Regions from separate parts of the Mus musculus genome. Here region 1 is linked to region 2. A link is a loop called in an ENCODE intact Hi-C map of the cell type or tissue named here. Cell type or tissue: heart. All regions are shown on one strand. Links, peaks and the distances in the headings refer to the core of each region. The heading gives the core; the rest is flanking DNA. Region 1 has its middle 18 kb from the start of Ypel2. Region 2 overlaps Gm33742 (a long non-coding RNA gene).

Region 1 (15,110 bases), core at 4,148-12,147, 170 kb before region 2:
ACCTCTTGTAGCCTCGGGCCTTAGGCAGGGCAGGCAAGTTCTCTATCACTGAGTTATATCTACAACCCTTGATACTTCTACTTTTCAAAAGAAGACATATTATTTGTGTGTGTGTGTGTGTGTGTGTGTGTGTGTGTGTGTGTGTGCTTGAGGAGCCCAGAAGGCGGCACCAAATCCTAGGATCTGGATTTGCAGGTGGCTGAGAACAACCAGTATGTGTGCTGGGAACTGAACCTCTGGGCCTCTGGAAAAGTAGAAAGTGGTCTTAACCACTGAGCCATCTCTCCAGCCCCGAGACCAGGTCCTGATAGACAGGGTCTTAATATCTAGTCACTTGACTTTGTGCTTAGGCGCTTCCTGCCTCTCACAGTTGTGAGCCACCACGGCCAGTGTAGAGTGCTTTTTGTTTATTTTTATTGCAAAGAACATCATGTCTCAAGTCATGTGGTGGTGTCACATGTCTTTAGTCCCAACACTCAGGTGGCAGGGACAGGCGGATCTCTGAGTTGGAGGCCTGGTCTACAAAGCAAGTTCTAAGACAACCAGGGCTGTTACATAGAGAAACCCTGTCTCAAAAAATAAAAACCAACCAACCAAACAAACAAACAAAGTGTTTCACTGGAACTGCCTCTGTAGATCAGGCTGGCTTTGAACTCTCAGAAAGCCACCTGATTTTTGCCTCCTGAGAGCTGAACTAAAGGCATGAACCACCATTAAAAATTAATGCTGGCTTTGCTAGGTGTTATATAGGAAGCTGAATCAAACATAGCAGAGAATTCTCTAAGTAAAACATCTGTGTTGTACATACTCAGTTTTAATCTTGAACTCTTTGTTAACGAGGGCATTCTTCTAAGCATTCACAGGTGATTTGTCCTTGCATGGAAGACTAGGAGAGTGGGGGAGCCCCCCACTTCTGTTTCTTGTTAGAGCCATTTCTGAGCCTCTCTAAGCATTGCAGGTAGCTTTGAGCTTTCTGCAGCGAAGGCTTTAGCTCTCCTGACCTAGACTCTTAACCTCTTTCACACTTCCTCATTCTCTGCTTCGAACCTGGCTTTGTTATAGAAGTGAAGCAATTCTCCAGGTGGATTTGTGAATCATGCAGAACTATCAGATTTGAGCCAAAGAAGTTATTATTGTAAAATGATCTTCATCTAGTTTAAATGACGTGTGTGTGTGTGTGTGTGTGTGTGTGTGTGTGTGTGTGTGTGTGCATGCATGCTCCATAGTGTGTGTGTAGAGAGGTCAGAAAGCAATCTAGTGTGCCTTGCATCTTGTTTGAGACCAACTCTGTTGCTCACCAGGACATACCAGTCTAGTTGGTGGTGAACTTGGGGGAGTCTCTGTCTCTGGGTCCCATCTCGCTCTTGGAGCATTGGAATTCTCATTGTGAGCTACTACCCTAAAATGACAAAGGGCAGCTAGAGGGATGGCTTAGTCACAGACAGCTCTTTTTGCTCTTACAGAGGATCTAGGTTCTGTTCCCAGGAACACATGGGCAAGCACAACAGGCCAAATGCTTATATATACAAGATAAAATAATCTAAAAAAAAAAATTAGGAATCTAAGGCCCTCTTCTGGTGTGTCTGAAGACAGCTACAGTGTATTCATATAAATACATTTTAAAAAAGAAGGGGGGGGGGAGAGATGGCTCAGTGGTTAGGAACACTGACTATTCTTCCAGAGTTCTTCCAGAGATCCTGAGTTCAATTCTCAGCAACCACATGGTGGCTCACAACCATCTGTAAAGGGATCTGATGCCCTCTTCTGGTGTGTCTGAAGACAGCCACAATGTACTCACATACATAAAATAAATAAATAATTCTTTAAAAAATGTTTTAAACAAACTAACTTCTTAGCTAGCCAGGGTCTTGCTAAATTGCATAGGTTGGGCTCGAACTTATGAACCCTTTGCCTCAGGCATCCAAGTGGCTTGATTTACAGGCCTGAGCCACCAGACTCAGTAACTTGGATCATTCATTTCTCTCAGTGCCACAGCCTAGACATCAGTTCAAACCATTTCCTTCCTGTATCACTGCAGAATCTCTCACAGTTTCTTTCCCTCTTTAGTCTGTGCTTAAAGAAGCTGCCCAAGAAATCCAGCTAAAGATATGTCAGGGGCTAGAGAGGTGGCTCAGTCAAGAGTTCTTGTCCCATCTTGCAGAGGATTTAGGATTTAGTCCATTTCTCAGCACTTACATGGCAGCTCACAACTTCTGCATGCATCAGGTGCTAGTGTGGTGGAGAGATTCATAAAGTACAGGCAAAACACTCACACACAAAAGAAATAAATCATATACATACACACATGCCATATATATGATATATGATATGTATGTACATATGATATATTATATATGTGATATGTTATATATCATTCATATATATGTATATATGTGTGTATGTGTGTATATATATATATATATACACACACACACACACACACACACAAAACCAAAGCCAAATGTGGTGGTGCACCCCTTTAATCCCAGCACGTGGGAGGCAGAGGCAGGTAACTCTCTGAGTTCAAGGCCAGCCTGGTCTACAGAGTGGATTCCACGACAACCAGAGAAACCCCTCTCTCAAAAAATAAAACCCAAACAGATAAACAGATAAACAAACAAACCCAAAACCATTAATTCAGGCTTAGTGAGATGGCTCAGTAGGTAAAAGTGTATGTGCCAAGCCTGAGTTTTATCCCCAAGACCCACTTGGTAGAAGTGGCTTCTATTAGATTCTCTTCTGACTTTCTCCAGGTGTGTGCTGGTTCAAACCTTTGCACACTCACACAACCAACCAACCAACCAACCAACAACAACAACAACAATTGCAACAAAGTTAAAGAAGAACACAAAAGAATAGTCAAGGGGCTGGAGAGATAGCTCAGCAATAAAGAACACTTGTTGCTCTTTTAGAGAACCAGGATTGGTTCCCAGCACCTTGACAGCTTATGAGCATCTTTACCTCCAGTTCCACAGCTCCAGCGCTCTCTTCTGGCCCCCGTAGATACTGCATGTGCTTGGTGCACAGGAAGGCAAACAAACACATAAAAAGAAATAAATTTTGAGCTGGAGAGATGGCTCAGTGATTAAGAGCACTGTCTGCTCTTCCAAAGGACCCAAGTTCAATTCCCAGCATGCACATAGCAGCTCACAACTGTCTGTAAGTCTAGTTCCAAGGTATCTGGCACCCTCACACTAATGCACATAAAATAAAGTAAAATAAAATAAAATAAAATAAATTTTAAACAAACCAACAAGGGTATGATGGCGCACACCCTTAATGTCTCAGCACTTTAGATGTAAAGGCCAGTGTTTCTCTGCGAGTCCAGGCCAGCCTGGCCTATATAGAGGCTCTGTCAAAGGGAAAAGGAAGGAAGGAAGGGAGGGTCAACTTGACGTGATGGTGTACATAATCCCAGCCTGGGGACAAAGACAGGAAGATTATGAGTTCCAGACCAGTCTGGGCTATGTAATGAGACCTGTCTCATAAAAACAAGACAAAGGAAGCCACACACACACACACACACACACACACACACACACACACACACACAAGAGAAATCAAAACTGAGTCATAGCAACAAAGACATACCACATCTCCTTTCTCCCCAAACCCTCCCAGGAGGTGACTGACCTTCAACTCCAGCATCAGAGCATCCAATGCCCTCCTCTAGCCTCTCTGGGTCCCTCAACACAGGACACATGTACACACCAACACATAAATGGAAATTTTAAATCAAAACAATCCCTCCTCAGATTTCCTTTTTCAACAGAAAGCCAAAGGCCTTTATGGTGTCTCTGTCTTTCCCTCAGCCTCCTGTCTCTGCCACATCTCTTACTCTTTCCATGACCCAGTGAGTTTTCATGCTGCCCCTTCACTCTTTCTCCACACATTCTGTCCTTGGGCCTTTGTACATCTCTTCCCTGGGTGAAATGTCTCACAAAGAATGGATGCTCACCAGTCCCCTGCTTAAAAGTTATCCACAGCTACCAAACCCAAACACTATTGCACATGCCAGCAAGATTTTGCTGAAGGGACCCTGATATAGCTGTCTCATATGAGGCTATGCCAGTGCCTGGCAAATACAGAAGTGGATGCTCACAATTGTCTATAGGATGGAACACAGGGCCCCCAATGGAGGAGCTAGAGAAAGTACCCAAGGAGCTGAAGGGGTCTGCAACCCTATAAGTGGAACAACAATATGAACTAACCAGTACCCCTAGAGCTCATGTCTCTAGCTGCATATGTAGCAGAAGATGGCCTAGTCGGCCATCATTGGGAAGAAAGGCCCATTGGTCTTGCAAACTTTATATGCCCCAGTACAGGGGAACGCCAGGGCTAAGAAGTGGGAGTGGGTGGGTAGGGGAGCAGGGCGGGAGAGAGAGTATAGGGAACTTTCGAGATAGCATTTGAAATGTAAATAAAGAAAAAAAAAAGTTATCTGGTGGGGCTGGAGAGAGGGCTCAGTTGAAAGTGTGCTTGTGAGGAGTTTGAATCCCAGCACCTATGCTAACTAAAAGGCTTTAGGAATGGAACCCAGTACATTAAAAAGAAAATCTTCAGAGGTAGATAATGCTCTCAGAAGCAACAGGTTATTAAACGAAAATTCCAACTGCAGGTGTTTTCCGTGGAGGCCCCAGAAGCCCTAGTATAAGTTTCCCCCATTGCTCCTCCTGGCTGGGGACTGATCTAGGGCCTCCGTACGCTGGGCATTTGCTGCCTCTGAGCTATGTTCCCAGCTCTCTCTACACAGCTTTTGATCAAAGTGATCTCAAGGTCCTCTTAGCCTGCAGCTTTGCACAGTTAGCACTGTCTTCCATCTGTGAAAACAGCACAAGCTAATAAAAACCTACTTAATAATTAGGGGAACAGTAAAACATTTTATGAGGTTGTAGTAAAAAAAAAAGTGGCCAAGGTTTGCATGGCTTGTGGCACTGAATATTTGTATAATCGTTCAGAAGAATATTATCCAGACTCTTAGGAAAACAAGAAGAAAAAGAGAACTGGAGATGTAGCTCATTTGGTGGAGTGCTTGCCTCCAGTGTGTGAGTTTCTGGGTTCTGTACCCTGCAAGTGAGCTTGGTGGCTTCCCTGAGCTGTGGGAAGTGAACCCAGAAGGTAGTTAGGGTTCTGGTTAGGGTTAGAGGTTAGGGTTAGAGTTAGGGTTAGGGTCAAGAGAAAGCGAGGGAGGGAGGGAAAGAGAAAGGGAGGGAGGGAGGGAGGGAGAGAGAGAAAGGGAGGAAGTGAGAGAGAGAGAGAGAGAGAGAGAGAGAGAGAGAGAGAGAGAGAAGAGTGTTGTGGCTCTAGTCTGTGTGTAATAATCCCTGAAGTTGGGAGACTGATTACTGTTGCCTGTTGCCATGATTAAGAAGGCAGCCTTAGCTACAGAGTGAGGCTCTGTTATAGAAAGCAAACATTCAAACATTGCTGGGCCTGATGCTGCAGGTCTATAATCTCAAACAGAAGCCAGAAGATTATGCTAAGATTCCAGGCCATCCAGGGCCTATCAGGTTTCTCTTTCAGTCTTTCCTGTCCCCTAACTTATGCTGAGACTAGTAGGTCAGTAATTCCAGCCACACAGGATCGGGAGCACTTGTGTTTCACAGTGAGTTTGTGGCTGGCCTAGAGAATGTAATGAGACCCTGATCTAAATAAAATATGCAAATAATGGCAAATATGCAAATCCGTGGTTAAGAGCACATACTGCTGCAGAGGACAGGGATTTGATTCTCAGCATCCATGTGGTGGTTTACAACAACCATAACTCCAGTTTACAGAGGCCAATACCCTCCTATGGCCATGGAGGGCACCAGGCATGTGTGTGGCATACATATGTACATTTTCTAAAAAATGAAAAAAAGCAATGAAAGATGTAAATAGTAGGCACAGTGGTTCATGCCTTTAGTCCCAACACTCAGGAGGCAGAGGCCAGCCCTGGTATACACAGTGAACTATATTCAAGTTAGCCAGAGCTACATAGTGAGACCCTGTCTCAAAATGAAATGTAAGTAAAAAGTAGGGATGAAGATAATATGCGTGTGTGTGCGCGCACACACATACACAAATAAATAAAGTAGGTAAATAATTAATAAATAAATAAAAAGGGCTGAGGATGGGGGTCTGTGATACAATACTTGCCTAGCTTGGAAGAAGTTCTAGATTTGACACTCAGAAGTACAAAACACACACACAATTTTAAAAGGACAACTCAGTGTGTTGGTTAGTTTTGTTTTTGTTTTTTTTAAATCAGCTTGACACAAAGTAGGGTCATTTGTAAAGAGGGAGTCACAATTAGGAAAATCCCTATGTCAGGTTGGCTTAGACTCAAGTCTACGGGGCATTTTCTTTGTTAATGATAAGCATAGAAGGGTCCAGTCCGTTGTGGATGCTACTACCCCTAGACAGGTGGTCCTAGGGTGCATTAAACAAGACAAAAGAAAAACAAACAGCTCCCCAAGCTGATATGTACATAAATAAATAAAGTAAGTAAATAAGTAAGTAAGTAAGTAAGTAAGTAAATAGACAATAAATAGAAAGAGCTGAGGTTGTGGTCTGTGGAAAACCAGTTTTGGAATCTGCTTTCGCCAGTGGAGTGTCACTGAGTACATCAACCACAGTCCAGGAGACCCCATGCCAAAAAGTAGCTGCTCAACAGAACAAACTCAATGGTGTTTTATGAACTTTTTCCTTAGTTTTGCTTTGTTTAGGCCTTTTTTTGTGTTATTAGTCTTTTGCCAGTTTGTTTTAAATTTTGTTTTTGTAGGGAGTTTTTGTTTCTTGATTTCTGGTTCTGGCATTCTGTTATTGTGTATAGTTTTTTTGTTTTGTTTTGTTTTGTTGTTTTTCTTTTTGTTTTGAGAGAGAATATAAAACTTAAAATTGGGTGGGGAGGGGAAAACATGATCAAAATATATCCTATGAGAAATTTTTAATTAAAAAAGGAAAAGCAGTCCAGATTTGGGGGTGCACAACTATCCCCCACTCCACCCCACCCCCACCCCCTAATACTGAGTTTCACTGTGTAGCCCTGGCTGTCCTGGAACTCACTCTGTAGACCAGGCTGGCCTTGAACTCACAGAGATCTGCCTGCCTCTGCCTCCTGAGTGTTGGTATTAAAGGTGTGTGCCACCACCGCCCCACTTGGTCCACACTTTTAATCCCGGCACTCTTTGAGATCAGTCTGGTACACAGTAAGGTCTGGGCCAACCAGAGCTACAGAGTGAGCCTGTGTCCAATATAAGAGCAGCCGTGGGGGCTGGAGAGATGGCTCAGTGGTTAAGAGCACCTACTGCTTTTCCGAAGGTCCTGAGTTCAAATCCTCGCAACCACATGGTGGCTCACAACCATCTGTAATGAGATCTGACGACCTCTTCTGGTGCATCAGGGTTAGGTTAAGACAGCTACAGTGTGCTTAGATATAATAATAAATAAATCTTTAAAAAAAAAAAGAGTGGGGCTGGTGAGATGGCTCAGCAGGTAAGAGCACCCGACTGCTCTTCCAAAGGTCCTGAGTTCAAATCCCAGCAACCACATGGTGGCTCACAACCATCTGTAATGGGATCCGGTATCCTCTTCTGGTGTGTCTGAAGACAGCTGCAGTGCACTTACATATAATAAATAAATTTTAAAAAAAAGAGCAGATGGGGGTGGGGTGGGGGTGGGAGGAGGGCGAGATGAATCAGCAGGCAAAGTTTCTTGCTGTCCAGGGTGAGGACAGCAACCCATGTGGTGGAAGAGAGCTGACTCTCACAAACTGTCCCCTGACCACTGATGGCATATGATGGCAGGCATATGATGGCATGTGTGCACAGCACCCCAACACACAAAATAAAAAAGGACATTTTTTTAAAGCCAGAGTATGATCATTAATCAAGAAACTTTTAAGTTATTTATTTTTATTTTATGTGCATTAGTGTTTCACCTGCATGTGTATCTGTGTGAGCTTCTCAGATCCCCTGGAACTGTTTTACACAGCTGGGAAATGTAATCCCAGCTTGCGGGAGGCTGAGGCAGGATTGCTAAAAGTTCAAGGCTAACCTGAAATACCTAGTAAGTTTAAGACAGCCTGTGAGACCCTGTCTCCAAAGCAAAGCAAAAATAAACAAAATGTGTTTTTAAAATCCTAAATAAATAAAAGAATGTATCTCTCCACAACCTTCTTAAAAGGATTTATTTATTTTATGCATATATGAGTACACTGTAGCTGTCTTCAGACACACCAGAAGAGGACACCGGATCCCATTATAGATGGTTGTGAGCCACCATGTTGTTGCTGGGAATTGAACTCAGGACCTCTGGAAGAGCATTCAGTAGTATTAACCACTGAACCATCTCTCCAGCACCCCCCCCCCCAAAAATGAGGATCTTTGGCTCTCTCCATTATAGTTGTATTCACAGCTCTTGGCCTCAAATTTTTAAATTTCAGGGTGATCCCGAACGTTATAGGAAGCTCAGCGTGTATCTGGCCTCTACTGGTAGTGATGCTCCCAGAATGTTCTTAGATTTTGCCTGAGGCTGGTTGGGGTGAAGAGAGAACTCTTGGATTCATTAGGAATGACCAGGCCTGGAAAGCGGACACTGGGAAGCTATACCCAAGTTTAACCACAGGAGGTCTCCCTAGACCTAATTATGATTTGAGTCAGTCTTGCATTGGGTTGTGGGAACTACCGAATTGTTCTCTTTTGGTAATCTGAACACACCTGTTTTTATTTTTAAAAAATGCTGCCGGGCGTGGTGGTGCACGCCTTTAATCCCAGCACTTGGGAGGCAGAGGCAAGCGGATTTCTGAGTTCAAGGCCAGCCTGGTCTACAAAGTGAGTTCCAGGACAGCCAGGACTACACAGAAAAACCCTGCCTCAAAAAAACAAACAACAACAACAAAAGCTAAACCTGGTTGGGCCTGGTGGCACACATCTTTAATCCCAGCACTCAGGAGGCAGAGGCAGGTGGATATGTGATTTCCAGGCCAGCCAGGGCTACAGAGTGAGTTCCAGGAGAGCCAGGGTTACACAGAGAAACCTTGTCTCAAAAAAAAAAAACAAAAAACAAAAAAACAAAAACAGAAGTTACATTGATTTATTTGTGTGTGTGTGTGTGTGTGTGTAACTACAGTAGAGAAAGTTGACAAACTATAACCTGATATTTTGGCTGAGATGCCAGTAAGAAGAGAAAAACAACATTACGTAAAATCTCAGGAAATGGGAATTATTGGATTTAAAAATGTACTGATTGGTGCCTTCACTGTAACAAATGTTAATAAAACCAGGAAACTGGAGGGTGGGGTGGGGTGGCTTGTGCCTTTAATCCCAGCAGAGGCGAGTAGGTTTCTGGGAATTTGAGGTCAGCCTGGTCTACATCCTGAGTTCCAAACTAGCCAGGGCTACACAGTGAGACCCGGTTTTCAAAACAAAACAACAAAAGCCAGAAGCGCAGGTCCTCATTAGGCTGGAGACAGACGTTAATTTCCTTTCGAGAAATGAGTTTCGGCTGACGACCCTCATCCAGCTTACTTACTGGGTTATTTCTGAGGGTGATGTGTCCTGCACCCCATAACAGGCTTCACTGCGGAATATAGCTCTGCTTTTGTGGCTTCTTGCCAGTCTTTCTGTGACTTGCTCAGCGGAGTACTTGGAGGCAGGTAAGAGAGGGCTCAGCAGAGAGCAGAGAAGAGCACGGTGCCGACTCTAGATTCCTCTTCTGAAGAGAGGGTCTTGAGTTAAGCTGGGCATAGTGGCTTACGTCTATAATCCCAGTATTTGGAAAGCCAAGGTAGGAGACCACCTCAATCTTGAGGCCCTCATACTGTTGAGCTACAATGTGAGACCCTGTATCAAAACGACAACCAGACCATGGCCCAAGCAGGAGGGCTTGAGCTTCCATCCCTAGCACAGGGTAAAAGCTGAGCAATGAGTCTATAGCTTCAGCAATGTGGGCAGGGAGAAGCGAATCGCTGGATCATCGGCCAGCAGGTCTAGTTGAATCAGTGAGCTCTGGGTTCAGTGAGAGACCCTGTCTTAAAATAAAGTGGAGAAATTGGGCAGTGGTGGCGCACGCCTTTAATCCCAGCACTTGGGAGGCAGAGGCAGGCGGATTTCTGAGTTCGAGGCCAGCCTGGTTTACAGAGTGAGTTCCAGGACAGCCAGGAGAAACCCTGTCTTGAAAAACTAAAAAAAGGAGAGGAAGACATCACCTCTGGCCTCTCCACGCACGCGCGCACACACACACATACGCACACACACACATGAATGAATGTGTGCACACACAACTCAAGATCTTCAGGCTGGAGCACAGGTAGGTTAGCATACACAGCATACAGGAGGCTCTAGGTTCAATCTCTAGCACAGACCAAGGTTGAGGTGAGACAGATAGACAGACATACAGAAAGAGACAGACAGACACATAGACACGGGGACACACACGGGGACACAAACACATGCACACACACACACACACAGGAGAGAGAGAGAGAGAGAGAGAGAGAGAGAGAGAGAGAGAGAGAGAAACCAGGCCTGCAATCCCATCTACTAGAAGCTACAAAAGAATCTGAAAAAAAAAAAAAAAGGTAAAGAGATCTGATATGGTGGCAATGTGTCTAATCCCAGCACTTTGTAAGTTCGAGGCCAGCTTAGTCTATATAGTGAGTTACATGCCAGCCAGGGCTACATAGGAAGACTTTGTCTCAGAGAAGGAATTGTACTCTGTGGCACACTACTTGCCTAGCAAGACCCTAGGTTCAGCTCTCAATATGAGGGACAGGCAGAGGAGTAAAATGGATAGAAGACCCCAGATCCATAGTCTCACCATTGGCTGTACTTATAATCAACATAGCTATTTATTTTATTTTATTTAGTACATGCAGATGGCATGAATGTAGAGGACAGAGGACAACTGTGGGAATGGGTTCTTTCCTTCTGCCATGTGGGTCCTGGGGACCAAACTTAGGATTTTAGGCTCAGCAGCAAGCACCCTCCCCTACTGAGCCATCTTGGTGCCCTGTCACTTGGGAAACTTTTAAAGCCACTTCTGCCTGGGCTCCACCTGAGACCAATTAAATCAGAATTGCCTTGGTCTGTTTCAGACATGTCCAGAGGATTCTGCTCTATAAGCAAGTCTGAACTCTAACCCTAATGTATCTGAAGTCAGCTGGGCCAGGTTTGATGGCAAGGCCTGGAAAGAAGGCAGAAGCAGGAAGACCTCTGTGATTTCCAGGCCAGCAAGGCCTATAGAATGAGACTCTGCCTCAAAGAACTAACAGTATTCCAGACCTGCTGCCACACACCTTTAATGTAGAGGAAGAGACAGGCAGAACTCTGTGAGTTCAAGACCAACCTGGACTTCAAGGTAAACTGTGAGGCCCTATCTCAATAAATAAATTAAAAAGTCAGTCCAATTCCATATAGACAGGCTGACCTTGAACTCACAGGGATTAACCCGAATGTGCCTTCAGAATGTTAGAATTAAAGGCATATGGTGCTATCCCTGGCCAGTGTAGGGTGTTCTTTACCCCCAAGAAATTGCTGGAATTGGAATATTGCCATCATTTGAGACTAAACGTCTGGCTAGTTAAGTTGCTAGGCATCAGATGGAATTGTCTTTGGGTAATAGAAATAGATTCCATTTTGGTGTTGTTTGAAAAAGGAGTTGCCTAGATGATGTCGCCTAAAGTCTGGGTAGTTGGCCTCAGATTTATTAAGCACTCTATACTCTGGTAGCGTGCCAGCATCCCAGAAACCACTCAGCCTTTGTAAACTCAGCTCAGCGTATCAATTTCCCTTAGCTGGTGTATAGAATAATGAGCCTTTGTTTGGGCAGCCGGGCCTCGGTGTCTAGCTGGCTGAATCATCAACAGTCGACATGCGGGTTAATGAATTAACACTGTTCCAAAAAGAAAAACAAAACAAGACAACCCCCCTCAAAAAAAAAAAAAAAACAACAACAAAAAACCCAAACCCACAACCATAGCTTGGAGGGGGAGGGTAGGATACCTCTGTAATTCCAGCAGTTGGAAGGTGGAAGCAGGAGGACCAGAATTTAAAGTTAGCCTGCCATGGTGGTACACACCTTTAATGCTGGCACTCAGTAGGCAGAGTTCTGTCGAGTTTGAGGCCAGACTGTACTACCTAATGAGTTCCAGGATAGCCAGGACTATACAATCAGGGCTATTTCAAAACAAAACCATAAACAAAACAAAACAAACAAACAATAAAAACTTTAAGGTTGGAACAAGAGAGATGACTTAGTGGGAAAGTATTTGCTATGTAAGGGAAGACTAGAGTTGGCGTCCCCAGCACTCCGTAAGAGACAGGGGGACATGACTCTCTGCCTGTATTCCCAGTGCTTGGGAGGCAGAGACGGGGGAATCCCCAAAACAACCTGGAAAGCTAGACCAGCGAATCTGTGAGCTCTCCAGTCAAGTGAGAGATCCTGCCTAAATATCTAATGTGCAGTGTTAGAAGACACCCAAACAGCTAACACTGCCCTCCAGAAACACACACATACACACACATACACACACAAACACACACATATACACACTCAAGAGAACATACATATTCACACACACCTAAGACAAAAACAAAGTACAAGGTTATGCTCAAATACGGAATGAGTTTGAGTCCAGTCTGGGCTACAGGAAACCCTATGTTAAAACAAAACAAAACAAAACAGCCGGGCGTGGTGGCACACGCCTTTAATCCCAGCACTAGGGAGGCAGAGGCAGGCAGATTTCTGAGTTCAAGGCCAGCCTGGTCTACAAAGTGAGTTCCAGGACAGCCAGGGCTACCCAGAGAAACCCTGTCTCCAAAAGCCAAAACCAACCAACAACTAATCAACCAACTAACCAAAAAAGCAAGCAGGGCAGGCCAGAGGTGGTCACAGAGGCCTTTAATCCCAACTGAGAGGGAGAGGCAGGTATAATCTGTGTTTAAGGACAGCCTGGTCTATATAGGGAGTTCCAAGCAAAGGGCTACAGTTGAGACTCTGTCTCAAAACATATATACAGACAGACAGACAGACAGACAGATAGACAGGATTAGCGAGATGACCCAGCAGTTAAGAGTGTGTTGTGCACCTCTCTTGCAGAGGACCAGATAGAGATTGGTCTCCAGAACCAACACTAGGCTGTTTACAACCACACGTAACTCCAGTTCCAGGGGAACTTCTGGTTTCTATAGACACTTGCACTTATAGGTCCATGTTTAAACACACACACACACACACACACACACACACACATGGCACACATGCACATAAAAATTTAAAATGCAGTTTTGTCAAACCTTTGTCTATTTTGTGAAGTTTAACTTAGTGAAGAAGGATCACTGTAGTGCAGGCTGGCAAGATGGTTCAGTGAGTATGGGCCCTCGCCACGGAACCCGATGTCCTTAGTTCGAGCCCCAGAGCCCACATGGTGAAAGGAAAGAGCTGCCTGCCTAAAGTTGTTCTCTGACCTTTACATAGGTGTCCCCTAAAATAAATATATGTGTGGGGGAGTGATTTAAAATGTTATTACAGGACACAGTAAACCGTGAAATGTCATCTACTGAAAACAGACAGTGAACGGTCTGTGGAAACTTCCAGTGTAGAATTCCCATTTTCCCCTGGCGCGCCTCGGTAACTAATGGGAGTATACTTCAAACAACAAACCACACAATGGATTCACTCAGAAAACATCACATTCGACAGCTTTGGATACAATAGGATTATGCAATTGTTCTTCTCTGAAAATGAACACACACACACACACACACACACCCCAGCAGTTGTGTGTGGTCTCAAGTTTCCAGCTGCCCATTTGCTGACGGGGCTATTATCACAAGAAACATCTCAAAGCCAGGGAGGGAGGCTCAGGACTTGGGAAGCAGAGGAAAGAGGACCTGGAATTCGAAATTGCTCTCAGCTACTTAGTGAGTTTGCATCCAGCCTGGGCTACATGAGGCCCAGAGAGCAAACAGCACCTGTGGGCTACCCATGGACAAACTTCCAAGGAGCTTGGGTTGTATTGGGCTGAGGGGGACGGGGCTCCGTGGCCGGACACTTGTTTAATTCCCAGCATTAACAAATGAATAAAGTAAACAAACTAACAAGCAGTAGTGTTGTTTAAGACATTCGAAGACTGACGACAGGAAACTCCTGGTCTGGTGTGCTGCCAGTGAATCTACAGGAAGTCCCTGCACAGCCACAGGGAGAACAAAGGGGCTGGGTAAGAAGGTCCAGCCTGGCTAACCTGTGAGACCTTGGAAAATCTGAGGAGACAAGTCTGTGTTTGCCAGACATGGGAGAGCAGAATTTAGGCTCTATGGCCAGGTAGTTGTTTGTTTTAATTTAATTTTCTTTCTTTGTTTTATCTTTCTTTCTTTCTTCCTTTCTTTCTTTTTTCTTTTTCTTTCTTTTTTTTTTTTTTTTCCGAGACAGGGTTTCTCTGTATAGCCCTGGCTGTCCTGGAACTCACTTTGTAGACCAGGCTGGCCTTGAACTCAGAAATCTGCCTGCCTCTGCCTCCCAAGTGCTGGAATTAAAGGCATGTGCCACCACCGCCCGGCTCTTCTCTTCTCTTCTCTTCTCTTCTCTTCTCTTCTCTTCTCTTCTCTTCTCTTTTCTTTTCTCTTTCTTTTTTCCTTTTGAATCTTTCCGTGTAAAGGCCCTGACTCTCCTGAAACTCACCATGTAGACCAGGCTGACATGGAACTGACAAGAAAACTGCCTGCTCCTGCCTCTTGAACTCTGGGATCAAAGGTGTGTGCCACCACACCTGGCAGTTAATTTTAATATTTAAAGAAATGAAAACCAAGCAAGAAGTGGCAGTTCACATCTTGAATCCAGTGTTTATGAGGGTGAGGTAGGAGGACTGCCATGAGTTCTTGTCTATTCTGGGTACCAGTGAGTTTCAGGTTATTCTGGGCTACAATGTAACACCATGTCCCCTGTCAAATAAATAAGTAAACAAACAAACAGATAAATAAATAAACAGATAAATAAACAATGAAAGCTGTCTGTACCAGTTCCTAGGACATAGAAAATGTACCCCTGTCACTATATTGAAGTTTTTCATGTTAAGACTAAACCCACTAGGTAGCTCCTTGTGCATGTTGTATAAGTGCTCGATGCCTCTG
Region 2 (15,110 bases), core at 4,592-12,591:
ATCTTGTAACGGCGAATGTGGGCGCGGCTCCCAACACTTACAGGCCTCAAGTCTGGTTTCAGTCTTCTTGGCTTGGCCTAATTATTTCTGCTTTTCTCGACACACGTGAAGACGTTCATGGTAATTGGGGAGACTAGAGACCATTTCTCAAAGACAAATACAGGAGTGACAGAGCCAATAATTTTTTTTTTTGAAACAAGGTTTCTCTGTGTAACCTTGGCTATCCTAGAATTGGATCTGCAGAGCAGGCTGGCCTCGAACTCATGGAGATCACCTGGAGATCTACCTCCGGAGTGCTGAGATTAAAGGCATGCATCAGTGCATCACCACTGCCTGTCCCATGAAATCTTTTTTTAAAAGATTTATTTATTTATTTATTTATTTATTTATTTATTTATTTAATGTATACGAGTACACTGTAGCTGTACAGATGGTTGTGGTTGCTGGGAACGAAGGTTGCTCACTCCAGTCGGCCCTGCTCACTCTGGCCTAAAGATTTATTCATTATTAAATCTAAGTACACCAGGCATGATGGCGCACGCCTTTAATCCCAGCTCTCGGGAGGCAGAGGCAGGCGGATTTCTGAGTTCGAGGCCAGCCTGGTCTACAAAGTAAGTTCCAGGACAGCCAGCAGGGCTATACAGAGAAACCCTGTCTCGAAAAACCAAAAATAAAAAAAATAAAAATAAAATCTAAGTACACTGTAGCTATCTTCAGACGCACCAGAAGAGGGCGTCAGATCTCATTAAGGATGGTTGTGAGCCACTATGTGGTTGCTGGGATTTGAACTCAGGCCCTTCAGAAGAGCAGTCAGTGCTCTTAACCGCTAAGCCATCTCTCCAGCCCATGAAATCTTATCCATAACACATTTGTTCCTTCCTTTTAAAGTGGTTCTAAAGCATCCTACTGCTGAGACCCTTTAACACAGTTCCTCATGTTGTGGTGGCTCCCAACCATAAAATTATCTTGTTGCTACTTGATAACTGTAATTTTGCTACCATTAAGAATCATAATGTGAACAACACTTTCTGATCCATTTTCTGATGGTCTTAGGTGAACCCCCTGTTATTTGACACCTTCCCCCACAGGAGGGTTTCAATCCGGAAAATTGAGAACCACTACTTTAAGAATATGAATTAAGAAGTGGGCTGGAGATGCGGTTCAGCAAATAAGAGCACATTCTACTCTTACAGAGAACCTGGGTTTGGTCCACAGCATTCACATGCTGGCTTACAACCACCAGTAAATCCAGTTCCTAATCTGATGCCCTCTTCTGAGTCCAAGGATACCAGGGATGCATGCAGTACACATACATGCATGCATGTAGGCCAAATGTTCATACACAGAAATAAAATGTCTACATGTTTCTAATGTACATGTGTGAAGCAAAGTGTTTATCAAGCACTTTATATTTATATCTTATTCCTCATAGAAGTCTTAAGCCCTCTGATCACCCCAGAAGAGAGTTATTATGGCCCCATTTTCCTCAGAGGCTGTTAAAGTTTAGAAAGTTTAATTTATTTGCCTAAAGTCACAGGGGGAGAAAGTCATTTCTGGTAACCATCTGTGCCAATCTGATCTTCCAGGAAACAGGCAAAGAGCAGGAGTTGGGGCAGATGCAGGTGATCTGGCGTAACGCCTGTTAAAGATTAAAGGGTGGCTGCGTGTGGTGGAATGCACCTGTGGTGCTTGGGCGATGGAGGCTGGAGGGTCAGGAGTTCAAGATTATGCTTGGCCACAAAATGAGAAGCCAGCTGGCTTACCCGAGACCTTGTCTCAAACACCAGACAAACAAAACAACAGCAGAGAGAGAGAGAGAAGAGTCCCATATTTCCCTTTGATAGTGCCCCCAGTGACCTAAGGATGTCCCACAAGATCCCATCTACCGAGAGTCTGAAGCTCTTGGGCTACACCTTTAATACATGAGCTTCTTGGGGACATTCTGGTAATCCTGACCGGTGAGCTCTTAGATACACTAGGTTTTACATTCAGACTTTCAGCATAGGGAGGTCTGAGATTCACCAGAGCAAGGGGGTATTAGAAGCTCTGGGACTGGTCTGGTGAGGTGGCTCAGTGGGTAAGAGCACCCGACTGCTCTTCCAAAGGTCCGGAGTTCAAATCCCAGCAACCACATGGTGGCTCACAACCATCCGTAACAAGATCTGACGCCCTCTTCTGGTGTGTCTGAAGACAGCTACAGTGTACTTACATATAATAAATAAATAAATCTTTAAAAAAAAAAAAAAAGAAGCTCTGGGACTCTGGGCCAGCAGGAGAACCCATCAGATTACGGTACTTGCTATACAAGGTACAAGGCTAATGATCCAAGGTCCATCCCTGGAACCACAGAAAGATGGATCATGGCCTCTCTCTGCATGCCGGGTGTGCACATGAACCCCCAACTCAAGAAAACAGTATATTTTAAAGGCTACGAGACTGAATGGAACACAAAGGCAGAGGAGAGAACCAAGCTGGGAGTCCCAGGGTGGTACTTGGCAAGAGATCAGCATTTAGAGATTAGAGAGGGAGCAAAGCAGTAACGCAGAAGTAGACTGAAAGAGAACTGAGGTAGCCACGGTTGCAGAGTGAAGAAAACACTCTAGAGTGATTTGCTAACTTTGAGTTACTTGTGTGTGTATATGTGAATGTATGTATGCATGCATGTGTGTATGTATGCATGTACATACGTATGTATGTGTATATGTATGTAAATGCAGGTAACTTCAGAGGCCAAATTCAGGCATTGGATTCTCTGGAGTTCCCTGGAGCTGTGAGGCACTTGACATGAATGTTGGGAACCCAACTCAGGTCCTCTTGTCCACTGAGCCCTCTCTCTAGCACCAAAGGAGAACAAATTACTTCAGGGAGCGATCAGCCTCCTAACAGGTGCTGACTGCAGAGAGACCATGAGTGCAGGGTTTGTTTTAGTGTGCGTTCTCTTGCATGCTGCCCATTGGCCTTCATGTCTTTCCTGTCTCTTCTTATTCTGATGTAAGCTGTACAATAGTTGGTAACCCTAAGATTTAGAACAATGTCTTGTTCATGGTACGTGTTCAATGAGTAGTCACCAGATCTTTGTTAAATGGAAAAAACAAACAAATAAAGGCCCGCACCTTTAGTCCCAGCACTTGGAAAGTGCAGAGGGAGGCAGGTCTCTGTGAGTTTGAGGCCAGCTTGATCTATATAGCCAGTTCTAGGCCAGCCAGGGCTACATACTTAGGACTTGTCTCAAAAAAAAACAGACAATAGCAACCCATGAGACAAGAAAAATAAAATTATATTTTCTAATATTTCTCTATATTAAAGAAAGCTTACTTTTATACTGGAAGTCATGCTGTAATACTAAAGAAAAAAACTGACACGCCAACCCCCCCCCACCACCCATGTAGCTCAAGCTGGCTTTGAACTCTCAGTTCTTCTGACTCAGCTTCTTGTATGCCGAGATTATAAGGAGGCATCCCATGCCCAGCTAAAAGTTTGAATGACTTATTTAAAATTAGGCAAGGGTGTAACCTCACATTTCTTATCTATAGAAGGGGACTGCTCAGTGGGTAAGGCACTTGCTTCCAAGCCTGAGGACTTCAGTTCAATTCTTGTAATCCAGGGCTGGAGAGATGGCTCAGTGGGTAGGAGCACTGACTGCTCTTCCAAAGGTCCTAAGTTCAAATCCCAGCAACCACATGGTGGCTCCCAACCACCCATAATGAGATTGATGCCCTCTTCTGGTGCATCAGAAGACAACTACAGTGTACTTATGTATAATAATAAATAAATCTTTGGACTAGAACTAGCGGGGCCGACCGGTGGAGGGAGCAGAAGTCCTAAAAAATTCAATTCCCAACAACCACATGAAGGCTCACAACCATCTGTACAGCTACCGTGTACTCATCTACATAAATAAATAAATAAATAATTCTTTAAATTCTTGTAACCCACGTGGTTGAAGGAGAGGACTGACTCCCCAAACGTGTCCTCTGACCTCGCAGCGACATATACATAACTTCCCTAGCACAAAGTAAGTGTAAATAAATAAATGTAAAATATATTTTAAAGGCAATAAGATAATATTTGACACTTTCCTCAGGATGCTGTGATTTGAGGATCTGAAAGATTCTCACAAGCCAGACCACACAGCACGACTGCAGGTGCTTCCAGATACATAAGTCGTTGCTATAGCAAGTTCCATGCGCTTGGGCGAGCCTCCCTAGCGACAGCCATGTTTCAGTCTCACATTTCATTCAGTCTCACAACTTTAAATACCAGAAAAAACCGGAAAGGTTCCCAGGGGAATTACGCTTCCAACCAAAAGCATTCGAATGCATCTCAGGATTGAGAAAAGGGCCATAGAATGTCTGGATCAGTGTTGTTACTCTCCTTGTTTCATCTTAAATTGAAATAATTCAAAAGCCAGATGTGCAAGGTGGCTTTCACGTGTAATCACTGTACTCTGGAAGCTGAGGCAGGAGGATGGCTAGTTTGGGCTACATAATGAGTTCCAGACCAGCCTGGGCTACAGAGTAAGACCTTATCTCACCTCTCCTCACCACTGCCAAATGTAGTAACTTTGTGTCTTTTTACATAATACCTCCTTTCTTTGTTTAGACTCTATAGCTCAAATATCACTCCTTTGTTGAACCTACAGTGGCTACACATCCCTGCATCTATACACATCCCTGCATCTATGTGATCCTCTCAGTTACCCTAAGGAGATTTGAACAGATGCCAAGGGTTAGAAAGGCCACATTGTTGCAATCTAGATACTTTTCCCTCCAAAGGTTAACTAGGAAACTTCCAGGAACTCCTGTAAGTTTAAAGAAGGTAAAGATCCCATTTTCAAGAAGAGTGGCCTTTAACAAGGGAAAAAAATGTGCTGAGTGAAGAGGGTTAGAAGCGGGTGGGATAAGCAGTTGTGGGAGCCCGGAGTCCATCTGGATTATCACTAAGCAGCCTTGGCCGCTAGCCAAGGCTTCTGAGTTATTGTTTCCCCTTTGCTCTGAATCACACAGCCCTGCTTTTCTTCCTGCCCTGGACTCAGAACTCTTGACCCTTCTCTTTTCTGCATGCTGGGCAGAACTGATTATGTTTTAGCACTGGTGTCTTAATACCAAATATCAGGAGAAGATGCCAGGATAGTGTTTAAAGATTCTAAAATGCTAAGAACTTAAGAGATAACTATTTAGAGAAAAGCTTCAAGGACAAACTTTTCCAAATAGGGACAGAGTTTTCATTCGTATGTTGATTCATCTTTTATTCTCTCTCTCTCTCCCTCCCTCCCTCCCTCCCTCCCTCCCTCTCTCCTTTTCTTTCCCTGTGTGGGTTAGTGCTGTGACAGGGGATGAGTGGCTGAATCAGGAAAGACAGAACATCACTGGAGTGTGACAGCAGGAGAATGGGTTCCTAAGGCTGCAAGTGTGCCCTTTGAGATGACTCAAAGCATCATGCTGCAAACTCCCTCTTTTGTATTCCTGTCTCCACGGGGGCAATAGCATCTCTGCAAATGACTGTGCCTGACTGGCCTGTCATTGTTTTTAACACATTCACTTGTCACTTCCTAATATTAGACATTGTGCTAACTGATTTGCATATACTCTTTATAGCCCCCCTCCCAGAAAAAAAAAAAAAAAAAAACGGAGCCGTAGGAATTTTTAACAGTCTTACTTCATACAGAGAAAACAGCCTTGATCCCTTGGTCAGGTGGAGCATCCGGAGAGTGGGTAATAAGTCACTAAGGAAGAGGAACAAACACAGTGAAGGGTGACTTCACAAAGGTGAAGTGTGCTAAGCTGGAATAACAGGATGCTGAGGTCAGAAAAGTGTTTTCTGATGCTGGGACTCTTTGAATAAGAAATAAACAGAAGCACACTCCCATTTCCATTCATATTCTGTTTCTTTCCATGAGATGAGTATTGTGTTGGGACCACGTATAATGAACAGATGCAGGTCGCAGGCTATCGGGAGCCAGGCAGCTCATGACTTTGTGGTATAGAGCAGGTCTTTAAAAGCTTTTCCAAACAGAGTAGTCTTTTGGGCAAGCTGGTCGGCTCCCATGGAAATACTAGAATCTGATTTTCTTTTCCTTCTTTTGTTGATGCAGAGCTGTGCACCCACGGGTTCTGAGAAACCAAAGGTGAGGTGTTTGTCAGGCCTGGGAAGAAGTCATGCTTCCCAGGGGGAGGTGACAGCTGAGGTGTCACTTCAGCTGTTATTTCATCTCCCTGCAGTAGGATCCTCATGCAGCAAAGTGAGAACAAGCTCTGACCTATTTAGGATGCTAAGACACCATTGAGCGCAGCTATGTGGGAGTGGGGGTAGGGGCAGATGATGCAGATCCTGAAACTGCCATAGGAAGAAACTGAGCATTTTAGAGATGCTTTTATAATGACCTTGGTTTTTATTACTTTAATATTATTAATACTATGTATCATTTGTAGACATGGCATCATTTATTTCTATATTAATACTAAAAAGACTCACATAATATGCATGTTTTATAAATACAACTTCTTTGAGGGGTTAACAAGGTCTTAGGCAGCCAAGGCTGGTCTCAAACTTCTGATTGTTCTGTTCTTCCCTCCCAAGTGCTGTGATTTCAGCCACACCTACCCTGCCCAGCTCAGAAACAGTCACTCTAGGCCTCAGAATCATCTATTTTCAGGTAGGTGTGAAACCTTTACAAATATTTTCCATTTCATCTTTAATTTTGGTTGAGTCCTAATTTTGTAGTCTGGCTCTATATGCAGAAATTTAATATATTGAAGTGTTGTAAAAGCATTTTCCTTTTTGTAAAACACTGGACACATGGAAAACTCATCCCTGCATTCCTTTTGTTGTATAACCTCACACTTTCATGATTGAAACTTTCGAATTGTTTCTTGTTTTCATGGTGCTAGGGATCAAACCCAGGACCTTGCATATCCAGGCAAGGTTTTTTTTTTTTTTTTTTTTTTTTTTTTACCATGAGTCAAATCCCCTAACTCCCCCCAGCCCTGATACACACACACACACACACACACACATACACACACACACACACACACACACACACACACACACACACGGTCAGTTTCTATTTGTAACTCAGAATGGTTTGGAACTTGGTATATACACAGTATCTTAGACTGGCCTCAATCCTGAGATCCTCCTGCCTCAATGTCTCCCCATCCAAAGTGCTCAGTCTAATGGCCTTTAAGGCTTTCAAGTTTATTAGTTTAAAATAATTTTATCAAGAAAAATATATTTAGTCCATGATTAAGGCAAAGTAATAAAACCCCGAGTTATGGTCTGAGTGTGGTAGCTTTAAATCCCAGCACTTAGGAGGGAGAGGCAGGAGGATTTCTGTGAGTTTGAAGCCAGCCTGGTAATCTAGAAAAGTATTTGTGTATGGGCTAGAGAGATGGCTCAGAAGTTAAGAGCGCTGACTGCTCTTCTAGAGGTCCTGAGTTCAATTCCCAGCAACCACACATAACCACACAACCATCTGTAATGGGATCTGATGCCTTCTTCTGGTGTGTGTGAAGACAGCGACAGTGTACTCATATACATAAAATAAATAAATAGATCTTTAAAAAAAAAGAAAGGAATGCATTTGTGTGTGTGTGTGTGTGCGCGCGTGCACACACACACACACACACACGCACATGTACAAAGTTGCATAACAAAAGGAATGCAGGGATTAGTTTTCAATGTGTCCAAATGAGGTTTTGTAAAAAAGATGAATTCATTTAACATTAACAACTCATAAAGCCATCACAATCACCTAGCTCTAGAATGCTAGCACAATTTCTGGTTGGGAGTTCAACTCGGTGACACAGTGATTGCTACCAAGCAGAAAAACCTAGGTTCCATCTCCAGAACAAAACCAAACCAAAACAACAAAACCAAATCTATTTTCTGTACCTGGCAAACAGGAACCATTCGCTCGCTCTCTTTGGCCATGACTGTTCCACTCTCTGTCTCCATGACGTGACTGGCTCGTCCTGGCTAGGAGACTCATTCACGTTGTACCATGAATGACAATGTCCTTTTAATCTTCTTTTATAAGCTGAATAATGTCTGTTGTATGTATTTACAAACTTTCTGTACCCATTCATCTCTCAGTAGACATTTGGGTTGTTCCTACATTTTGGTTGTTACCATCAAAAATGATATAATTATTTAGTCAGGTCCCTGACCTCAATTGTGGTCAGTAGGCACTTTTGAGTGGAAATGCTTTATCAATATTGTACCATATGCTTAATTTTTGAAGCACTTCCATTTTTTTTTTGCCATAGCAGTTGCACTATTATCTTTGGCGTAGATTTCAATTTTTTAACATCCTCCCACAATTTAAATTTAAAATTTTAAATTTTATATAACATTGATTAATTTTTTGTAACCTCATCTAGTTTTTGATTGCTTGTTTTTTAAACAGCCAAGAGATTAGTTTATTTCATTTTCTGGAGTGTTTTGCCTGTGTGTATGTCTATACACTGCACAGATGCAGTACCTATGGAGACCTAAGGGGACATTGGATCCCCTGGAACCAGGGCTACATATGGCTGTTAGTGTCATGTGGGTGCTAGGAACTGAATCTAGGTCCTCTGCAATGTGACAAGTATTCTTAACCATCAAGCAATCCCTCTGGCCCCAGGTTGCTTTTTGAGACAGGGTTTCATTGTAGCTCAGGTTGGCTTCAAATTCACCATGTAGCCAGGGCTATCCATGAATTCCCTATGCCCCTGCCTCCACCTTGTAAGCACTGAGATTGCAAGTGTGACACACCACATCTGGCTTACTTATCCAGTGTGTCTAGCTTTTGTGATTCCTGTTAGTGCAATATGAATACTTACACTTTGCATATACCTTCTCTGGCTATAAAGGAAGTATGTAATTATTGAAAACCTACAGCTCATATAATCTATAATTTTTCTGTCCTTTACAGAGCTGAGTTTATTAGGTCACATTTGCAGTAATGCCTGAAATCTTACTAGTTCTTTCGCTAGTCAAATCTACTTTCCTCTGCTCTGTTCTACCCTGGTCTTTCCTGATGGCCCTGCCTGAGCAATGCAGTCCCTGATGTAGTTACCATAGGAGCCACTGGAGGGCAGTAGCTCCCTCTCACCTCTGCCCCTATTGTAGAAAGGGTGTTGCCATTAGGCCAAGAGCATTCCTGAAGCAGCAACTTAAGGAGTTGCTCAACAACTGTAGAGAAACAGGGAGAGCCTCCTTCTTCCACATTTAGTTATACGTTGTCACCTGGGTTTTGTACAATTCCAAGCCTAGGACCTGACTGAGAAAGTGGAGGGGGAATGGCCCTGGGGGTGGGGAGATAGCTCTGTTGGTAAAGTCTTCATTAAATGCAATATCCAGGCGCTCCTGCATGCAGATCTGGAAACTTCAGTGGCCAGTGACCCTGCCTCAAAGAATATAGTGGCAGCTAAGGAGGCAAAGGCAGGTGGATCTCTGAGAGTGTGAGGCCAGCCTGGCTTACATAGTGAATTCAAGGCTATCCAAGGCTACACAGTGAATTCCTGTCTCAAAAACAAAACAAAATAACAAAAACAACCAAACAACCCTGAAACGTAACTGTAACAAAGTGGCCAGGTCTGGAGAGATGACTCAGTGGGTAAGAGTTCTTGCTGCTCTTCCAGAGAACCGAGGTTTAATTCCCAAATGGCAGCTCACAACTATACCTAACTCCAGTTTCAGGGGGTCTGACTCCCCATTCTGGCCTTCAGGTGCACTGCACACACATGGTGCATAGATACTGAGACACATACAATAAAAGTAAATAAAATCTTTAAACAAATAAGGTGATGGAATTCAAGCTGTTGGTAGAGTGCTTGCCTAGTTTACATCAAGCTGCAGGCCCTATCCCAAGTATTCCTTGAAAAATGGTGGGGTGGTGTAGCTCTATCACCCCAGTTCTCAGGAAGGACAAGCAGGATCAGAAAGTCAAGGCCATTCTGAGCCACACTGTGAGTTCCAGGCCAGTATGAGCTACGTGAGATTCTGTGTAATAGAATTCTGTGCAAATAAACAACAACAACAAAATAACAAAGCATGAGAGACTGGAAAAACATGACATATCAACCATTGGCTTTCACAGGCATGTGTGCTCACCTACACACACGGACACACACAAATAAAGAAAAGAGAAAAAAAATGGCCCTGATACCCTGTAGTTGGCAGCCCACAGCTGGTCTCAGAGCGTTCCCTTACCAAAGATAAACAGTTTTCACAGAGTAACAACAATCCTCAGGCGAGGTCACTTGGTTGTCTTGGGGAAACAAGGCAATAAGGAAAATCAGCATGGACACAGAAAAGGACATTCAACAACCACAAAAACATCCTTACGGTTCTAGCTACGTGGACAAGAACCTAGCCTTTTATCGTGTTAATGGGATGAGGTTGCCAGCTGTTGTCTCCATCCTAGTTCTCTCTGCTGCCTCCCTACCTTCCTCAAACACCTTCTCATGCAAACTAATCCCTGTGTAATGACTGAGGTTTCAGCTTAGGTCATTGACCACGTGAATGGACGACTTTTGTTTGGTTGGTTTGATTTTCAAGATAGGGTTTCTCTGTGTAGCCCTGGCTGTCCTGGAACTTTTACGGTAAACCAGGCTGGCCTTAGACTCAGAGCCTTAGACACCACCCCTGCCAGCAGCTTTATAAGACTGCTTTTTATAATGCAAAGAGTCACATCTTATAAACAACAATGCTTGAGAATATAACCTTTTCTTCACCCTTCCCTTAGAAAGAAAACCCAAGGGCTGGGGCTGGGGGTCAATTAGTAAAATGCTTGCCTAGCATGCATGAAGCCCTGGGCTCCATCCCTAGCATAGCAGAAAGGTTGTAACAAGCAAGGCATGACTACATGCCCAGCACTTTGGGGGATAAAGTCAGGGGGGTCAGAAGGGTCAAGGCCATCCTCATGCTTGACTGGTTACGATGCTAGCCTAGGGTATGTGAAAACATACCTCCAAAAACTGTGTGTGCGTCACCTTTAAACATCCTCTTTAACCTTTTCCTCCAGTTGCACTTTAAAATTACCTACCGTGCCTCTCCTTTTTCCTTCCTTCCCCCTTCCTCCATTGGTTCCCCCTCATTTACTCTCCAAATGCCCTTCTCTTTGCTCCTGCACACTTTTTTTTTTTTTTTTCCGAGATAGGGTTTCTCTGTGTAGCCCTGGTTGTCCTGGAACTCACTTTGTAGACCAGGCTGGCCTCAAACTCAGAAATCTGCCTGCCTCTACCTTCCAAGTGCTGGGATTAAAGGCATGCACCACCACCACCTGGCTTCTGTACACCTGTACACTTTCTTACTATTCTATTCACCCCTGCCACCCCACCCTCGTGAGCGTGAGCCTAAGAGCAGAGTGTAAAGTGTTGTATAGAGCCCTAAGCCCGTAGTGGGTTCTAGCTTCTGGCAGCCACGGCAGAGCACAGCGCCATCTGCTTAGCTTGGCAGAAATCACTTGAGCGTATCTCCTTCCACTGCCCCTGAGAGAGGCCACAGAACAGCACCTAGGGTTGTTGGAGCTCCGCAGCCTGGTCAGTGGTTTCATCCAGACCCCTGACAGAGGAAACAGCCCTGAAAACAGACCCCTCCCCTTTGTAATGTGGGCACTTCACCTCAACTGGCACTGTCCTTGCCTACAATAATAGCAAGTTTGGGCCCAGCCTGGGATACATGAGGCTCTGTCTAAAACAACAACAAAACAAATTAACATGGTAAAATTAAATTCTAATTTTATTACACTTATTTATGTATATTCAAGTGTGTATGTGTTTGTGCGCTCACGTGTGTGCGTGTGCAAGGGAGCCATGTACATGGAGGTCAGACAGTTTTCCAGAGTCAGTTCTCTCCTCCTACCAAGTGAGTTGTAGTGATCAAACTCAGGCTATCAGGCTTGGTGGCAAAGCACTTTTACCTGCTGAGCCATCTCACTGCTTGTAAAATTCTTTTAAATTACATTGGTGGCTCAAGCCCACAATCTCAAATGTTGAACTCAAAGCCTAAGGCAAGAAGAATTCGAAACGAGTTGGAATTCAGTCTGAGTTACACAGCGAGCCTCTGTTTCAAAACAAACAAACAAACAAACAAACAAAAATAAAACACAGAGAGATTATACTTATTCCTATTTTATACATGTACACATTGAGCCACAGAATAGCTCAGTGGTAGAGTACTTGCCTAGCACAGACAAGGTCCAGAGTTCAAGCCCAAGCCCTGAAAATAACCCTCCCCCAAACCCAGAGCCTTGCTCACTCACATGGTATGAAGCTTTAATTTAGTGGACACAATATCCTGAGATAGCTATCAGGGACCCCTGTGTCTTCTCTGACCTAAGTTGGGCAAAGTCAATTTAATTAAACATTCACTCATAGTAACTCATTTCCAGAGCCAAGGGGCAAACAGTAGATGTTGGGAATCTAAGAATCTCGGGGGGGGGGGCTTGGGAGGGTGGGGGGTGTCCTTCCCGTGAATTCTGTATGGTCATCACATTCTTCTAGCAACTTCTTCTCCGTGTGAGTTGCCAGATATATATGAATGAGACTTAACAGATCTCTAGCTTGGAATATCTCTCTGTTCTGCATTCAGTGATTCCGAGATGGCGGGAACTGCCCTGAAGCCCAGTTGAGCCGTTTTGGCATTACTAGTTCTTATATGTCCAGCTGTGATGCACCTAGCAGCTTCCTCAGAGGCCTCTTGTGAGGACTGAGAGAAATGGGTAGCGTCTGTGGAAGTGTCAGACTTGTAGACTGTGAACCCAATGAAGCTCAGCCCTTCCTGTGTTCATCACCAGGATTTCTAGTCAGTTAGAGGTGTTCTAATCATGAAGGGACTGTATACCAACCTCGCTTCGGAGTCAGGCTTTTCTCCATGTAGCCCTCAGTGGTGTTTAGTTTGCAATACTCTGCCTTAATCTCCTAAACTCAGGAATTACAGGCATGCAAACCACACCTGGCTCTTAGAGAGACAATAAAAAATTATTATACGCGCACACACGTGTGTGTGTGTGTGTGTGTGTGTGTGTGTACACATGCCATAGCACTTTTGTGGATGTCGGAGGACAACTTGCAGAAGTCAGTTCTCTCCTTTTGCTCACGATACAGCTGGTCCCTGGAATTGAACTCAGGTCATCAGAATTGGTAGCAAGCCCCATATTGGATAAGCCATTTTGTTGGCTTTACAGCGATTATTTAAATTCCTAATGTGAGCCTCATCATTTTGATTGACTTTTTTATTTTTTTATTATTTTTTATTTTTGTTGGTTTTTCAAGACAGGGTTTCTCTGTATAGCCATGCTGGCTGTCCTGGAACTTACTTTGTAGACCATGCTAGCCTCAAACTCAGAAATCCACCTGCCTCTGTCTCCCAAATGCTGGGATTAAAGGCAAGCGCCACCACTGCCCGGCTTGATTGACTTTTGAATGCAGTCATGATGGCACACGTCTGTAAGCTCAGGGTATGAACAGCTGAGGTGGGAGGATCGCGAGCTGGAAACTACCTTGGCCTACAAAGGAAAAGCCTGTCTCAGATAGAAGCCAGTGGCTGGGCATCGCGGCATGTGCCTTTGATCCCAACAGTTGGGAGACAGAAGGAGAAAGTTCTCCATTTGAGGCCATCCAGTCTACATAGCAAGTTTCCAGGCCTGCCAAAGCTTCCTAGCGAGTCTGTATCTCAATAAACAAACACAAACACAAACAGGGGCTGAGGAAATGTCTCAGGTAGGGAAGTGCCTACCGGGAAGGGATGGGTGTCCAACTTTGGAACCCTAGTACCCAGATAAAAAGCCGGGTAGGCTGGCACACACCTGTAATCCCAGTGCTAAATGAGACCGAGACAGGCGGATCCCAGGCCCTCCTGGGCCAAACAGCTTCGTTGAATGGTCAAGCACCAGGCTCAGTGAGAGGCCCTGCCTAGAAAACAAGGTGGAGACTTATTGGAGACACCGGAAACCAACCTAGCCTCCACATGCACCTGTGCACACACGTGAACATGTACATGCCTGGCAAATGATAAGCAACACGTGGCAGTCCCTCGAGAAGCCCACATCCACACCTGGGTGAGTTTTATCTTTTCCCCCGAGTATCCCTCTTTCTGTTAACTCTCAGGATTAAATTGATACTAAAAATCCCTCTTTGGGTATACCAGTGAGATTAAACTTGATGGGACATGGGTAAGGAAACTTGCTACCAAGCCTGATGATTTGATTCTCAGCACCCACACAGTAGAAGGCCACCTCCTGAAACTTGACCTCTGACGTCTACAGGGACATCTTGTTTTGGTACACACACACCTAACTAACTCAATAAACAAACTTTAAAAAAATCAGGGGCTGGTGAGATGGCTCAGCGGGTAAGAGCACTGACTGCTCTTCCAAAGGTCCTGAGTTCAAATCTCAGCAACCACATGGTGGCTCATATCCATCCGTAATGAGATCTGACCCTCTCTTAGGGTGTGTCTGAAGACAGCTACAGTGTAGTTACATATAATAATAAATAAATCTTTGGGCTGGAGCGAGCAGAGACCAAGCGAGCAGAGGTCCTGAGTTCAATTCCCAGCAACCACATGAAGGCTCACAACCATCTGTACAGCTACAGTGTACTCATATACATAAAATAAATAAATACACCTTTTTAAAAAATTAAAATCATTTAAATAGGTTCTAGCTCTGCTTCCAAATAACTAATTTGTTTAAATAAAATATGGGTTCTGAATAAAGTCTACAGCATTTTTCCCCTTAAAAATGTTATATTCATTATGATTTTTGGTTTGGCTACCATGCATAGGAGTCGTTGTCGGCTTTGTGAATTGGCTAAGGAAGAAACATATTAATTCTTTCCTATTGTCCTAATTGCCTTGGCTCCATCACATTAATCAGATAAATATTCAACCATCAAAGTGGCTTGTCTATTCTGAAGATCAAAGTATTCACCAAGAACAGTTTCTTTTAAAAATGCTGCCCCATCTACAATAAAGGCAGTTGTCTGATAAATGCCACATCATCAAACTTAGACTAGAATTGATACAATTGCTTTTAAAATGAAAAAGTTTCAATTATTTCCTTTCGGTCAGTGAGGGTAAAGGATGTTCTCTTTTCCAATTTATAAAGAACATTGCTG

What was found. A loop is a pair of places that touch in the nucleus more often than their neighbours do. Peaks named below come from ENCODE experiments on the same cell type or tissue, not always from the same donor. Only the 100,000 strongest peaks of a DNase experiment are listed, where the experiment ranks them.
Region 1: a loop joins it to region 2, with 4 times the contacts of the local background. A loop is called at or near these places in 5 of 42 quality-filtered maps.

Annotation. Positions count from the first base shown.
Region 1 is chr11:87,004,194-87,019,303 of GRCm38, reverse strand. No RefSeq gene overlaps it. Among named protein-coding and RNA genes, the nearest start is that of Ypel2, 18 kb to the right of the region's middle. In heart, for the core only: a CTCF peak has its summit at 8,600; a DNase peak (open chromatin) is centred at 8,583; H3K27ac peaks cover 375 bases.
Region 2 is chr11:86,830,569-86,845,678 of GRCm38, reverse strand. Gm33742 (a long non-coding RNA gene) reads left to right here. Exons shown (of 5, transcript XR_001780285.2): 4 at 6,580-6,655. Among named protein-coding and RNA genes, the nearest start is that of Gm51288, 15 kb to the left of the region's middle. In heart, for the core only: a CTCF peak has its summit at 9,073 (motif pointing right); DNase peaks (open chromatin) are centred at 4,958 and 9,078; H3K27ac peaks cover 1,724 bases.